Linked DNA regions of Mus musculus: region 1 is linked to region 2. Evidence: chromatin loops called from intact Hi-C (ENCODE). Cell type or tissue: left cerebral cortex. All regions are shown on one strand. Each heading gives the region's core, and the rest is flanking DNA. Links, peaks and the distances in the headings are about the cores only.

Evidence for each region. Hi-C counts contacts between places; a loop is a spot of excess contacts. Peaks named below come from ENCODE experiments on the same cell type or tissue, not always from the same donor. Only the 100,000 strongest peaks of a DNase experiment are listed, where the experiment ranks them.
Region 1: a loop joins it to region 2, with 3 times the contacts of the local background. A loop is called at or near these places in 9 of 42 quality-filtered maps.

What each region holds. Positions count from the first base shown.
Region 1 is chr5:76,300,175-76,307,977 of GRCm38, reverse strand. It overlaps Clock (circadian locomotor output cycles kaput), which reads left to right and starts at 3,186. Exons shown (of 23, transcript NM_001289826.1): 1 at 3,186-3,323; 2 at 4,476-4,554. It overlaps Gm7467 (predicted gene 7467), which reads right to left and starts at 3,102. Exons shown (of 1, transcript NR_152171.1): 1 at 2,451-3,102. In left cerebral cortex, for the core only: a CTCF peak has its summit at 5,778; DNase peaks (open chromatin) are centred at 3,155, 3,998, 4,267 and 5,811; H3K4me3 peaks cover 2,887 bases; H3K27ac peaks cover 2,076 bases.
Region 2 is chr5:76,409,721-76,417,523 of GRCm38, reverse strand. No RefSeq gene overlaps it. Among named protein-coding and RNA genes, the nearest start is that of Nmu, 50 kb to the right of the region's middle. In left cerebral cortex, for the core only: a CTCF peak has its summit at 3,448 (motif pointing right); a DNase peak (open chromatin) is centred at 3,428.

The sequences.
Region 1 (7,803 bases), core at 1,934-6,933, 110 kb after region 2:
AACAAAGAAGACAGTTGAAATCAAGGCAGGAAACTGAATTTTAAAAGTTGCTAAACAAAGCCGGGGGGGGGGGGTGGGGGATGGTGGCGCAAGCCTTTAATCCCAGCACTTGGGAGGCAGAGGCAGGCGGATTTCTGAGTTCAAGGCCAGCCTGGTCTACAAAGTGAGTTCCAGGACAGCCAGGGCTACACAGAGAAACCCTGTCTGGAAAAAAACAAACAAACAAAAAAAGTTGCTAAACAATACCATTCTGAATGCAATCGTGGTACACATACAGATATACAGTGGCTGAACCCCAACAGCACTGTAGCTCCTTAATTGGGCTTGAGGCCCACACAAGAAGGAAATCATTCCTGGTATTGGAAACCTGGCCAACTATCTGGTGCTGGTGCTGTCATGGAACTTGAAGGAGAACCTACAACTGCCATATTACTAATCCAGCAATTTCTAACTACATTCTAAATATTAATCCTTATACCCACAGATAAGTGTAAGTCTCACCCTTCATCAAAGAAACTTTTTCTAAACATACAGAGGCCATTTCAGAAAACCACATCAAAATGCAGAGGACAGGTGACTGTGTTGTTCAGCTAGAACACAGATCCTGTACCTAAGGCTCAGGAACATAGTGAGTCAAGAGGCAGAGAGAAGAAGACACAGAGGGAAGTTTGCTGTGACACTGTGTCTTCTACAAATGACAGAGAAGCTCCACCCATGAAGTCTCAACAATATGGCTGCCTAAATAAGACCCGAACAAGGAAGACACCAATGAGACATGCTAACAAGGAAGGGGTAAACCTTTGATACAAAACTACAGGCAACTAAGGAATGCTAAAATCAGGAAAAAGTCTACCCCAGAGAAGAGCCCTTAATTGGTTATCCAATATCAAGTGGCATTATACAAACCAAGTGGGCTGTATATATATATATATATTTGGGAATACATGTGCACCAATTAGAGAAATAGAGGCCACGAGTTTGAGGGAGAGCAAGGTGAATGGTTGGGAAGGAATGGAGGGAGAAAAGGGGAGGGGAAAATGATAGAATTATATTTTAATTTCAAAACTGAAAGTGGCCAACACTTGAGATGGGATTTACTTAGCAGGTAGTGTCAATACCTAGTGCCTCTCAATTGCTCTATGAACTGAGACTATTATCTGCAGTTTACATTTTTTTTTTTTTTACAGATGAATAACTTGAAGTTACATCATTTCACAGATGAATAACTTGATGAAAAGACAGTTGAAAAGAGAACCGGAAACACTTAGTTTAAATGACAACAAGGCACATGGTGTTTAAGGCCATGGTTTAGAATTGGGAACCTAGATTTAGGATTTATGAAACTATGAGGCAAAACTTTTGTTTACTGGAAACACAGTGTTAAAGTTGGGAAATTAAAAAAAACTTTTTTTTTTTAAATGAGGGAAAAGTCGTAAACTGAACCGTGGGAAATAGTCAGACAGTGACAGAGGACTGAGCAGAAAATCAAGGGATTATCAACAGGTCTTGGTAAATAATTAAACAGAGAATGTGAGCGAGGGAGGAGTCACAGGTGACTAAGAGGACAATGAAACCATTAAAGGGGGCAAAGGTCATTTTGATATATATATATATATATATATGTATATATATTATATATGTATATAGTGTGTATACACACACTAGAGGAACTATAATAGAAAAAGAGAATGAATAAAGCCAAAACATTTGACCCAGGGAAAGCATTCAAATTCATTTGGCTGCAACCTATTTACCAGCCTCAGTACCCTTACCTCCTGCCCCTTTTTTACTACCAGTGATCAAGACACTAACTTGTAGATGGCAGAAAAGCTCTTATTGGTTTTAAGCAATAAAACAAACACATTCACGAGTTTATTGATTACTTTAACTGAACTTTCCAAAGGAATCTAGCCCACATCGATTTCAGCGCTCATGCATCTAGGCTATATCACCATGTTTTAATCTGTTTTCTGGTTTTTCCCTTCGTGGTGCCTGCTCTTTCATTAGTCACACAAGAAAAGATTATTTTCTTTCAGTATCAGGTTCACTGGGAAACAATCTTCTTGGCAGTAATTGCCAGCCTGAGACAGAGAACCCAAGGTTTCCTCCTCCACAGTGTCCTGCCTGGACCACAAGGACAGAGTGGAGAATGGGTGGGTTCAAAGGACGTGAACCTAAGCGAGCAGCAGATGGATTAGGACAGCAGAAACTGTGCCTTTCGATGGCGAAACGGTACAAAGACTGCCAAGGAAAGATTCTCCTGGCAGGGTTCTGGCTACGTAGCCAGGAATTTGAGGATTCTCCTCCTAGTTCACATTGCTGGGGGGGGGGGGGGGGGATCGCAGCTAATTCCTAGTTTTGAAGTTGGTTTTTTTTTTTTTTCTTTCCTGAATATACACCAAGAACTTAATTCTTATTGAGACAAACATTACCTTGTAGACAGGATTTTTGGAGCTAAAGAGTATAGGTTTATTTATTGCCTTCTGTTTGCTGTACGAGTTGATTTTTAAAAGAAATTGCTATGAATTAGCTTCTTTCCCAGTAATTCGGGTGCAGTAGCTAAGAAACCAGTGTAAACTAGGGTCCTGGTTCATCCGTAGCGCCATGCTCATCTTTTGCAGTGCCTCCTGCCTTTTCATAAAAGGAGCAAACACATCCCGACCTTTTGCTTCCCTGGCTACAGCCGAGGTCACTTGGGTCGTCCAGGTCCATCTCGGGGAGCAGCCAGCCTAGCGTGTCTCTAGGAGCCGGGAAACCGAGTCCCAGGCATCCCACGAACCTCCAGGAGAGGAAACCGAGCACTGGGCTGGAGAAGTCTAACTTGGCGTAGGCCAAGCTCTCTGCTTTCCCGGGGACAGAGGCACCATTCCAGGCGGCGGCTCCCACTGGTTGGGAGCGCCGCATCCCGGGGAACCGCGAGCCGCCCAGGGCGCTGCGGGCGGCCGCACCCTCCGCTAGGCCCCGCCTCCCGGCCTGCGAAGGGAAGGGGGCCTCGGGGCATCCCGGCTTCCCTCGGCGGCCGTGGAACGAGCTCACGCCGGCCTGCAAGAGTGGGATTTCCTCGGGTGCCCGGGATCCCCAGGCGCGGCTTCGGGGCTGCCTAACGGGGAAAGTCGCATGCGCGCCCGGCGCGCTGAGGGAAGGCGGCCGCGAGGGGAGGGGCGAGTGCAGAGCCTGGCCGGCCGCGGAGCCCCGCGCCCACGACGCATGCGCCGGGAGGCAGCGCAATCACGGACTCGGCTGGCGGCTACCGGCTGGAGAGAGGAAACCCCGGACGGCGAGAGCGCGAAGGAAATCTGGCCGCCGCCGCGCACGCGCTCCCGGTGAGTGCGCCCCACCGGGTGGGCCTCGGCCCGGCGCGCGGCGGGCGGCTGGCCTGGGTGGCGCATGCGTGCTCCCGGGTTCCGTGGAGGAGGGGAAGGCCGGGAGGGGGAGGAGCGCGGCGGTAGCGGTGAATTTTGAGGGGTGGGTCGGGGGCGCGCACTCGCCGCCCCTGGTGCTGCCGGCTCCCGGAGCCGTGGCGTGTCCCGGCTGTCGCCGCTCGGCTGTCGCGAGCCGCCGCGGGCAGAGTCCCGGGCGGGGGAGGGAGGAAGCCGGAGCCTCAGGCACGGTGAGGACGCGGGAGGGCGCGGGGGGCAGTGTGTGGGACCGGGGCAGGGAACAGGGCGCGGGGCGCCAAGGGGGTGCGGGCCAGGCCGGGAGGCAGGAGCTGCGGCCGGGGTCCGGGGACGCGGAGAGCGCGGAGCTCTGGAGAGTCGCGCTCAGCCGGGCCTGCGCCAAGTGTCCCGGGGCCGCTGGGGGTTACCTGCAGGGCAGGGGGGCGCGGTGGGTCCCGCGGGCCCCGGGGGTTCCGGGGCCGCGTCGCGCTTGAGACTGGGCGCGGGGTTAGCGCGGGGCAGGCCGAGTCGGCCGCCGAGAGCGCTCGCGCCCGGGACCCGCTAGGCCTTGTGACCCACTTTATTCCTGTCACCACTCGGGCACGTTTGGAGCGGCGCCCAATGGGGCGCTGGGGCGGCCAGCTCCTCCGCGGAGCCCCCGCCCTCGCGGCGGCCGGCGCGCGCCGGGATCCGCAGTCCGAGCGGCGGCCGCCGCCGCCCAGGGCTGGTTCCGTTAATGGTCCTGGTTCCGGGGCTCGGGCCGCGGGCTGCTCTGGGCCCCGGGTGTCCGACTCGAGTCGCGTGCGCCGCGCCGGGCCGCGCTCTGCCTGTGGGGCTGGCCGTCCTGGATGTGGTCCTGGCTGTCCCGGTACCGGGAGTAGCGCCACGAAGTTTGTATCTTTGTGGGGTGTTTTCTGCCGCTGTGGAAGTCCGAGGTAGTCAGCAGAATCCTGAAAGATGAAGGAAGAGCTTTGGCCTCTGACCTGACAGATGACAGATCAGGCCGTGGTGTTTTGATATTGCAATGCCGAACCACACACTGCATGAAGCCTTTCTAGATGCTTTAAAAACAACAGACTCTGGTGTTTTCTATTGCAGTGAAAGAAAAGCACAAGAAGAAACTTTTACAGGCGTTGTTGATTGGACTAGGGCAACGATTCCCAAAATCACCAGCAAGGTAATTTCCCTTGATTGCATTGTTGTAGTTTTAAAAGCGACTAGAGAAAATTACAGACCATCCCCATTCATATCTGATTGAAAAAAAATGAATAGGCTGTAACTTAATTCGTGACTGTCTCTGAGTCCCACAGAACACTTGAAATCTGGTTTGTTTTAAAATCTTAGGAGAAAGAAACATGTGCCTAGGTTAGCTTGAAGAACTGGCAGGATCACCTGTGAAAAAAAGGACACAAAAAATTGTCATATAGTGAAAGAAAGCTGAATTGTGTCCTGTTGTATGTGTAACTATATATAATCTATATGTCCATATTTGTGCGTGTGTGTGTGTGTGTGTGTGTATATATATATATGTGTGTGTGTGTGTGTGTGTGTGTACACATATAGACTACATATAGCCTGTGTTGCTCGTCAATATGAGGAAGTCCTAGAATAAATACTAGAAAACCAATAGTTATGGGAAAGGGTGGAAAATGAAATGCTTTATGTGCTTATAGTCTTATTCTTTTAATGTTTTATGGATTTATAAACAGGTTTTATAGGGAATTTTGATCATTCTCTATTTTTTTCTCTTAATATTTGAAAAGTAAACTGGAGAAAGTTTAGGTGAACTTGATTGTTGTTTACATTTTACGATGCTGAAATCACAGGCAAATTCAAAACTTGCTAACCCTTGATGACTGCATTTGGCGTTAAAGTTGGAATGCGCTTCTTTGGTAGTATAGTGCCTCCTTTTTATATTTTTAAAAACTATAGTTTTATAGTTTTTTTTTCCTTTCGTCGATCCCTACCTCAATGTTTACATTCTGTTTACAATAATAATAAACCAGTTTATTTAGCTGAGTGACTTTTCTTGTGGGAAGCTATTATTTTCTTCAAGGAAGTCAGACATGAACCCCAGTGAAATATAAATATATGTATGTGTATTTGAGTGTGTGTGTGTGTGTGTCAGAGTGTCTGTGAGTATATATGTGTGAGTATATATGTGTGAGTATGTACATGTGTTGTGTATGTGATTATTTCTTAAGGAAAACAGAATTCAGAATTAAATGCAAGAAACCTAACCATTTGTGATAACAGATTGTGTAAACATATATTAATGATGTGTCTAGTTCTGCTGGCAGGCGTAATTTTGACAGCAAGGTTAAGGTTGAAAGGGTGTTGTGTGAGAGTGGATGCAATTTTAGGGAGGGAATACTCAAAAACTCCCTCTAGTGACAATAATATTCCATGGGGACTAGTTGCATGGGCACCAGTATTTTTTTATTTGGTAGGCCAGGATGTTTGTGCTGTTTCTGTTTGAGGCAGATATATGACAGTCACTCTAGTGCAAAGTGGCATTTAGTTTTCACTTGAATATCATGTATGTAGCTCTTTTCTAATCTTTTAACGTATGAATCCTGTAAGTGAAGGCTGTCTTCTGTTTTTGTTGTTAAGATAGAATCTCTTAGTGTAGTAACCCAGGCTGTTATGGAAATTACTGTGTAGTCTAGACTGGCCTTGAACTCATGATAATCCTCCTGCCTCAGCTTCCTGAGGACTAGAATCACAGGTATTTGCCACAACACTGGATATACATTTCTATCTATTTCTACCTCATGTCTTTCTTCAGAAATAACTGTTATCAATTGGATGACTAGCTTTCTGTATCTATTTCTGTGAATTTATGAATATATCTGCTTTAGCCTTAATTGATTTTTTTTTTTATGGTAAGGTTTTTGGAGGAGGGTATTGTGTTGGGAAGTCTTATTAGTATGTAGTCAGACTGGCCCATGGTGGAAGTATTGCTCAGCCGTTTGAGTGCTAGGGTTATGCTTAGCCAGTTACTGGGTTCCTGAATGATTGTTCTGTCTGTTTGCCTGCACTGTAAATCACACCCCACCCCACCCCCCAGGGTAGAAAGGACTTGGAGTATGTCAGAAAGTTTTAACGTGTGATAGTAATCTTAGGGAATAACCTCTCTACCCCTTACCTCTACAGCTATTGAAGGGCTAGTTGATATAGAAGCATTTGCAGTTTGGAGGGAGTTCAAACTGATGTGAATTCAGCCTAGAGACTTAGATTTTAACATTTTTATATAGGACTCTTAAGGGCCTAATTGTAGGGTTTCAAGAATGGGCCCCTGAGGGTGAATCTTAGCCTTGTAACTAGTTACAAAAGGAAAGAAGAGAAGAACCAGAGAGCTCAGGCTGGCATCTGAAGGAGCCAGCTGCCATCTGACAGCAGGCACCTCAGAGATGAATGCTGTGGACATGGATCTACTGCATAGATGCTTTCCGCCACGAAGAGCCTCTTTATTTGATCATTATAAACTAGTTACGTGTTGATTTCAAGATTGTTAGAAATATGGAATGAAGTATAGTTTGCCAGTGAACTGTTGTCCATGCTCAGCCATGTCAGACAGGTATTGTTACTATAGAAGAAGGTGGTCGGTCTCTTCCTGTCTCACTGTCTTCTCAGCACCACATGAAATGCCCCCTCTCCGTACCTTTCCTTATGCTGCTGGGTCAGCTAAAGTATTTATTTGCTCTGAATGTTTGCAGGGAGCAAATTATTTATAAAAGTTTCACATTTTATAGCCAAACTGTTCTGTGACTATTTCAGTACTTGCAGATCCATGAAGCTTCCCTTTGGAAATGTAATTGCCTTGTCGATAGCATATCACTAACACTGCAGTTTTTCTTTTCTGAGCTCAATTGCTGGTAGAGTTGTAAAAAATTACTCATCTAACACTTTCAAGTGTAAGAACAGTTTAATACTTACTAATTGGCTTAATTACATAATGGCATTTATAAGTTGCTTTACAACCATTTTTAATAACCCTGATATATGTAATTTCTATGAATTAAGTAGATAACGAAATTCTGCTTTCTGTATGAGTTACTCTGAAAATGTTAAATTACCTAAATAATCTATACTGACAATTTTAATTTTGAGTTATCACTTTTGTTGTATAATTCATGAAGAAATAATTCTGCTTATAATTTTAAGTTTGCCCTATCTACAAAAAGAAGTCATTGATAAAGAGTGAGTTTTTATTATTGCTTTCGATTTTTTAAAAGGACTATTTACTTTAAAATTCTATTTTGTTTGTATGGATGTTTTGCTTGCATGTATTTTTGTATACTGTATTGTGTGTATGGGGTTGGGGGTGGAGGCCAGAAGAATATCAGATACCCTGGGACTGGAGTTACAGATGGTTTTAAGTTGCCATGTGAGTATTGGGAATTGAATCTGGGTCCTCTGAAAG
Region 2 (7,803 bases), core at 1,124-6,123:
TATTGTGAACTATTTGGCTCCCAAACAAGTTTGCTTGGTCAAGTAGCCACTTACTGGAGAGCAAAGAATAAAATGGAAATTTAGAATCGTATTACACCCAATCTCCCAGGAAGAGTTACAAATTGATGACTTCTGAAAGTGCAAAGCAAATTCAGATAAAAGCCACACCCACTGCTGGCATTAAAACTACTTTAGAGTGTGTGGAAAGCTGAGTCCTGGAAATTACTTCACAGTGAGCAATTATTTCTGAGACATTTTTGAAACTCATGGACAGCTAACAGTTCTGAAAAGAAATAGCATGTGTGTTCAGCAGTGTGGACACACATTTATCTTTCCATCCACGTTATTCTTTGTTATTTTCATCAGTTGTGAAAGCTTTCTTCGTATTAGCTTATAATACTTTGTTATCTTTATACCAAATAATTTCATTTTGAGAGGTGCTAATGTGAATGGTACTATGTTTGAAGTGACGTTTTTCACCTATTCACTCCTGGTTTCTGGCAAAGTGACTGACTTTTACACTGTTAACTTTGCATCATACCATCTTGCTATAAATGCTTATGGTTACATCATAAATGCTTATTGGTTACGTCAGGTTTTCAGTTGGTTCTTTAGATTTTTTTCTTTAGGTCAAAAATTTTATCTTTAGGTAAAAGATATCTATGGTTTGGATATTAGTTAACTGTGAGCATGTTTGAAAAGCTTGGTTCCCTGGATGGTAGTGTTGGGAAATTCTGTGGAACCTTTGAGGAGCAGAGCCCAGAGCATGTCCTTAGGTCAAGGGCAAGGGGTTATTGTCCTTAGGTCTGGGGACATTGTAGAAGACACTGTGAGGTGTCAGCCTTCCTCTCTCCCCAGTCCTGGCTCAAGATGTAACTGCTTGCCCTACCCCGTGTTCCCAACCATAGAAGCCCCACGCAAGCCTCACCAATTCTGAACCAATACAAGCGCATTGCCCTCGAACACCCAAAGTTGCAAACTAAATAAACCTTTTCTCTTAATAAAGGAAGCTGTCTCCCCATGCATCTCATTTAGTAATGCACGCTGACTCATACAAAGCTCACATTTTCCATGGACAAAGCCAGTGTTATTTCTTCCTTCACAGTAAGCATTTGCTCAGCGTTTATTTTTCTAGTCTGATTGCATTAGCTCAAACTCCCAGTACTATGTTAAGAGGGAATATCTTTATCTGATTCTTGATTTTAGAAGACCAGCTTCAAGTTTCTCATCATTAAATGTGAGTCAGCTGGGGAGCTAGAGAGGGGGCTCTGTGGTTAAGAGCACTTGAATGTTCTTCCAAGAGGTCCTGGGTTCAATTCCCAGCAACCACGTGGTGGCTCACAACCATCAATTATAGGATCTGATTCCCCCTTCTGATGTGCATGAAGAGAGAGCACTTACATACATAAAATACATGAGTAAATATATCTTTTTTAAAAGACTAGGTAAAATTTAAAAAGTGTAAGTCAGTTATGGGTTTCTATAAATGGTCCCCTCTGTTCTCTATTCTCAGTTTATTGGGAAATCTTTTTCTTATTGTGAATAGGTAATGTATTTTTACATGTTTTAATTAATTAATTTATTTGTAATAATAATTTATTGATTGTGACTTTTCTTCTTTAGTCTATTGAGATGCTGAGTTGTGTTAACCGGTTTTCAAGCGTTGAGCCTGATTTGCACGCCCGGGATAAGTCCCACTTGGAAGAGTGTGTAGGGCTTTTATACACTGCTTGGGTTAATTTGCTGATATTTGTTCAGGATTTCTGCACAATGCTTTTGAGTGATGTTAGTCTGTAGTTTCACTTTTCTGCCATTTTGGCCTGCTGTAGCAAAATATTATGACATAGGTAGTTAGCAAACGACAGGTGTTTCTTTTTCAGAGCTCTGGGATATATGGAACCTAAGCTCGTGCTGGCAACAGAGTCACCATCTAATGATCACCGTTTCCTGGTCCATACATAGCACCTTTTGTTCTGAAGTGAAGACTAGGAATTAAACTCCCTTGGGCATTTTTCCTAAGGATCCCAGTCCATCCAAGAGGCTCTGCCTTCATGACCTACTTGTTTACCAAAGGTCTCCCCTTAAACATGTAACAGTGGGACTAGCTTTTGACATGTAAATTTGGGGAGACACAAACATTCAAACCAAAGCACAGTTTTTGTATTGTGTTGTCTGGTCTTGATATTAGAAACTACTGTTGTTCATGGAACCCTGGGCTCTAGGACCCTTCCCCATGATACCAGAATCTGTGTGTGCTCATGTCTCTCATGTAGAATGACACAGAATTTTCAGATAGCCTTTATATATCCTCTTTGATGCTTTAGATTGTCTCTGGATTACTTATAATACTTAGTACAATATAAATGCTATACAGCATAGTTAACAGTGTATAACAGCATGCAAAGAGTCACTACACTGAATCGTTTAGGAAGTAGCAGTGAGTTGAGTAAAAGGAGCCCCTGTGTTTGGTACCATGAACTTTTCTCAAGTATTTTAAATTAGTGATTGGTTGAATCTGCAGATGTGGAACCTGGGAATGTAGAGGCTGAGGGTACTCCCTTCAGCTCAGAGGAGGTTAGAGTTCTTCCTTAAATGCTTTCTAGAATTCACCAGCAAACCCTGAGTCTGCTGTGTGTGCATGCGAACATGTGTCTGTGTGTTTATATGTGTGTCTCTGTATGTGTGTGGTATGTGTATGTATGTGTGTGATGTGTGTATATGTTGTGTGTCTCTCTGTGTTGTAGTGTGTATATATCTGTTTGAGGTGTGTGTATGTGTGTGTTTGTGTGTATGTGCATGGTGTGTGTGTCTCTGTGTGGTGTGTGTGTATGTATCTCTGTGTCTGTATGTGCATGTGTATTTGTGTGTGTATGTGTGTTGTGATATGTGTCTGAGTGTTATGTATGTATGTGTGTGTCTGTGTGTACATGTATGTGCATGAGTATATATGTGTGTGTATATGTGTGTTTCTCTGTGTGTATGTGTGTATGTCTTTGTGTATGTGAGTGTGTGTGTGTGTGTTTGGAAGGTTATTGATAACTGATTAGTTTAAATCTGTTCTCTTGCAGACTTGGGTTTATTCAGATTTGATGTCTTCTTGAGTGAATTATCAAAAGTATGTACTTAAGGTTCTTTCCATCTATTGAAGTTGTAGATAGTGGGCAGAGTAGATTAAAGGTGTTTGCCACCAGGTCTGAAGATCTGGGTCCAGTTCTTCAGATCCACACGGTAGAGAGAAGAGACATGTACAAATTGTCCTTGGACTTTCACATGCAGGTTGCGGTACACGCAGACGCAAGAGCACTTGCATGTAGAAACACAGATGTATTTTTCATCTGTGAATATTAAGTTGTTGATCATACTCCTTTATTAGTCCTTTAATGGCCATGAGATCTCTTGATTCACTTTATTTCTGGATGGTTGTTGGTAATTAATCCACCAGGTGGTGCTCTGAAACCAAATTGACTTCAGTCCTAATTTGAAGAATATGTCACCTGGGATAATACTCAACCTATCAACTATTATCAAACTGGAAAACAGTATATGACAAACTAGCCTTTATATTTAAAATATGTATGTTCTGTAATTATGTCAAATATGTTTGTTAGAAACATTTTAAGATAAAAAAATTACATTGCTTTTGTGTTTCTTAGTATGTGAAATCAAGAGAATATCAGTGGCTGTTGATACAAAGACCATCTATACTGACTGTCCTCTTCCTGATTCTTAGTGCCTCGGGCTGGTCCCTATCAGAGCTCACAGTTTGCTGTGTGTTGGGAGAGGCCCTGGGATGCTATGACCAATTCAAGGAATGTGTTAGCTACTTGTTTGGACTTACCTGGCAAGAATCACTTTAAAAGAAGAACGCTTTACTTCAGTGTACAATTCTCGGGATAAAGATCACCATGGCGGGGAAGACATGGAGGCGGGAGCATGAGAGGTCAGAAAGAAGAAAGTGGGGAGGGGAAGGGAGATCGAGAATGTGAGAGTACTGGGGGATTGGGGAGAGAGAGAAGAGGGACAGGGAGGGAGAAGTAGCTGGTGCCCCCTCCCATTTATTCAATCTAGGACTGCAGCCCATTTAGGGTGTTTTTTTCCACCTCAGTTATCCTAATCTAGAAGTTACTTCACAGATGATATACCCAGAGATCTGTCTCCTATGTGGTTCTAGTCCCAGTCAAGTTAACAGTATTAATTAACCTTCACACTGGTTAACCTGGTTTCATCAAACCCCCTGATTCTGTTCCATTCTTTCGTGTTACAGTCTCTTCTCTTGGCTCAATGCCTTCCTCTGTGGGTCCCTCTGAGGCTGTTGGACCTCATCTGAGGCTGTGTGCTCTGGCCTGCTCATCCAGTACTCTGCTTTCTTCTTGTCTTCCTTGAAGTAGGATTCATAGATAGGTGTAACCATTTCCCACTTTATCCATTAGAGGGGAACAGAAGGGGAATGCACGGGGGTGGGGGTGGGGGAAGGGGCCTGTGTTCTCAGAGATTTGGCATTAAATAAATTGTAATTATAACAGCGGCCCATGGGACTACAGTGCCAGTATCTTTGGAGTCAAATTGTCCTGAGTTCAAGTTCTGGCTGCTCTGGTTGTAACCATTGTGATTTGGATAAAGCTAGATGGTGTCTTTGGATTTCAGTGTTCTCTCCTATATGATGGGATAATCCCCACTTTGCATGATTGTTCTGGGGAGTGAGAGAAGTCACCTGCTGAAGGTGTCTCAGTTACCAGAGTGCCCATCAGTCAGGGCCCTTCTGCTCTTCTTCCTTATTCCTTTGCTTCACCTTGTCTTCAGTGCCAGGGACAGTGGCCCCCAAGTGCCACCCCTGCCTCACAAGCTGCTCTGTTACTTCCCAGGGACCACACCTTTATCTCTACTGTATTGGCCAATATGATGGTTAGCGACAATCATCAACTGGACAGAATTTAGGATTACCTGGGAAATGGGTCTCTGAATAGACCTATGGGGGTCATCTTGATTACATTACCTAATATGTAAAGACCCATGTACTGGGTGGTTTTGAGTGTCAGCTTGATTCAAGCTGGAGTTGTCACAGAGAAAGGAGCCTCCCTTGAGGAAATGCCTCCATGAGATCCAGCTGTAAGGCATTTTCTCAATTAGTGATGAAGGTGGGAGGGCCCATTGTGGGTGGTGCCATCCCTGGGCTGATAGTTCTGGGTTCTATAAGAAAACAAGCTGAGCAAGCCAGGGGCAGCAAGCAAGCCAGTAAGTAACATTGCTCCATGGCCTCTGCATCAGCTCCTGCTTCTTGACCTGCTTGAGTTCCAGTTCTGACTTCCTTTGATGATGAACAGCAATGTGGAAAATGTAAGCTGAATAAACCCTTTCCTCCCCAACTTGGTCATGATTTGTGTGTGTGTGTGTGTGCAGGAATAGAAATCCTGACTAAGACAACCCATATTAATAGTGGGCAATATCTGGGCTTATGTAAGTGGAGAACATAAGCTGAACACCAGCAGGCATTCAGAGATCTCCTCTAAAGTGACCAGCTGCTTCATATCCAGCTGCTGTCACATCCCCCACAATGACGGAGTGGGAGCTAAGATCAGCCCTTTACCCTTAAGTTGTTTTTGTTCATGACAAAAACAGAAAAAAAAACCCAAACCCCAATATGGTTAATATCGCATTGTTTATAACAGAGAGCCTGAGGCAGGCTAAATAAAAGAGTTTACAACTGAGGATTGAGTCTAAGATCAGAGAGTCCGTTGGATCAGGCGAGGGACTTGTGACATCACACCATAGCAGAAGCATACTGGGAACAAATCCATCACTGAGTGAGAAAACAGAAGGAGACTCAAAAGCCAGCTCAGGTTTTTATACCGCTCACTCCCAAAGCCAATATTCTTTCCAAAGGCAGGGTGTATAGTCACCTAAGTGTATAGTCACCTAAGTGTATAGTCACCTAAGTGTATAGTCACCTAAGTGTATAGTCACCTAAGTGTATAGTCAGTCACCTAAGTGTTTCCCATGATGCACTACCAGTGAGAGGTCCCATCAGCTCCTACATCTCCATAATAAAGACAAAAGTCCAAGTCCAAGGCAAAGTTTTGTGAGGCATTGCAACCATATGCAGAACATATATACCCTCATTGATTCCAGCTCCATATCGCCCTGTGTGCTATGCTACTTGGCCAACTACCTGCTGTGGCTTTCAGTACCAATCAGTGGCCACTTGCTTACTTCTCAAATGGTTACTGTGATGGTTTGTATATGCTCAACCCAGGGAGTGGCACTATTAGAAGGTGTGGCCCTGTTCAAGTAGGTGTGGCTTTTTGGAGTAGGCATAGCCCTGTGGGTGTGGACTTTAATACCCTTGTCCTAGCTACCTGGAAGTCAGTATTCTGCTAGCAGCCTTCAGATGAAGATGTAGAACTTTCAGCTCCTCCTGTACCATGTCTGCCCAAATGCTGCTATGCTCCTGCCTTGATGACAATGGACTGAACTTCTGAACCTGTAAACCAGCCCCAATTAAATGTTGTCCTTCTAATAGTTGCCTTGGTCATGGTATCCACAGCAGTAAAACCCTAAGACAGTTGCAATCCCTACAGCATGGCCTCTGGCTATACCTACTTCACTCCCTACCCAAGGAGATCCCTATTCTTGCTGCCCAGTTAACCAGCCTCTACTCCCAGACAATTGCCCACGTATTTTAATACTTTTAGCCTCTAAATCACATGTGCAAATCACATACACCTTTTTTGTATGAGGAGTCAAGACGTTTTTGTTAAAATTTAGCCTCACATTTTTAAGGAGAAAATTCTTTGCTTTCAGTAATAGCCACATTTTAATAGGACTTTTGCAAATGCCCCCCACTTTATCAGTGATGGAAATGGCCTTGAAAATCTACTGCCCTGTGTAAATATTGTTTATAGTTACAGATACAGAAATGTAATTATCAGCATTTGGTCAGCTTTGGGGTTCTGGGAAACTTGATTCTTTTTTTTTTTTTTTTTTTTGAACATATGAAGCTGTTTAATTAGGTTAACAATTTAGAAGACCAGTTTGTGAGGATACATCCTGTTTGTCAGGGAAAACTGAGATCGCAGGTAGCCCTGGAGCTGAGGAACACCTTTAATCTTTGACAAAATCTGCGAGTCCACAGCTTTCTGATCAGCCTTTCGCTGCTCTGTAATCTCGTATTTCTTAACTATGTTTTATTTGGGCTGCTCTTAAGCCCAATTGGTCAGCCCTAGGGTCATGGTATTATGGCTCACCTAACCCTTGGCGGCTTCTCTTCCTCCTACACCTTCTTCCTTGGCATCATTCTCCTCCGACCCCAAGCCTGAGAAACCTAAGCTCCACCTTTTGGCCCAGATATTGGCTGTTGGCATCTTTATTTACCAATCAGAAAAAACTTGGGAGAAGGGGCACAGGTCTACATGAAGATTCCAGGTCTTGGGGGTCGGCACTTAACATTACAATAGACAGCAAGGCCAAACCTCAACACCCCTCAACCACACTATTCTCTTCCCTGCCTTTGCATCACAACTTGTCAAAGTGAAACTTGATTCTTAATGTAGATTATGTTTACAAAGTAACTCTGCTCTTAAAAGTAGCTACAGATATTTGACTGATGGAAGAAAATGGCCATAGTTTCCTGTGGTCCTGATGTTACAGTGTGCTGTGTATTACTGATGGATGAGTGGTGGCACCCCTGAGCAGGTGGTCCTGGTGGTACAAGAAAGTAAGGTGAGCAAGCCATGAGGAGCAAGCCAGTAAGCAGCATCCCTCTCTACTCTCCACGACAGTTCCTACCTCCAGGGCTTAATACTACTT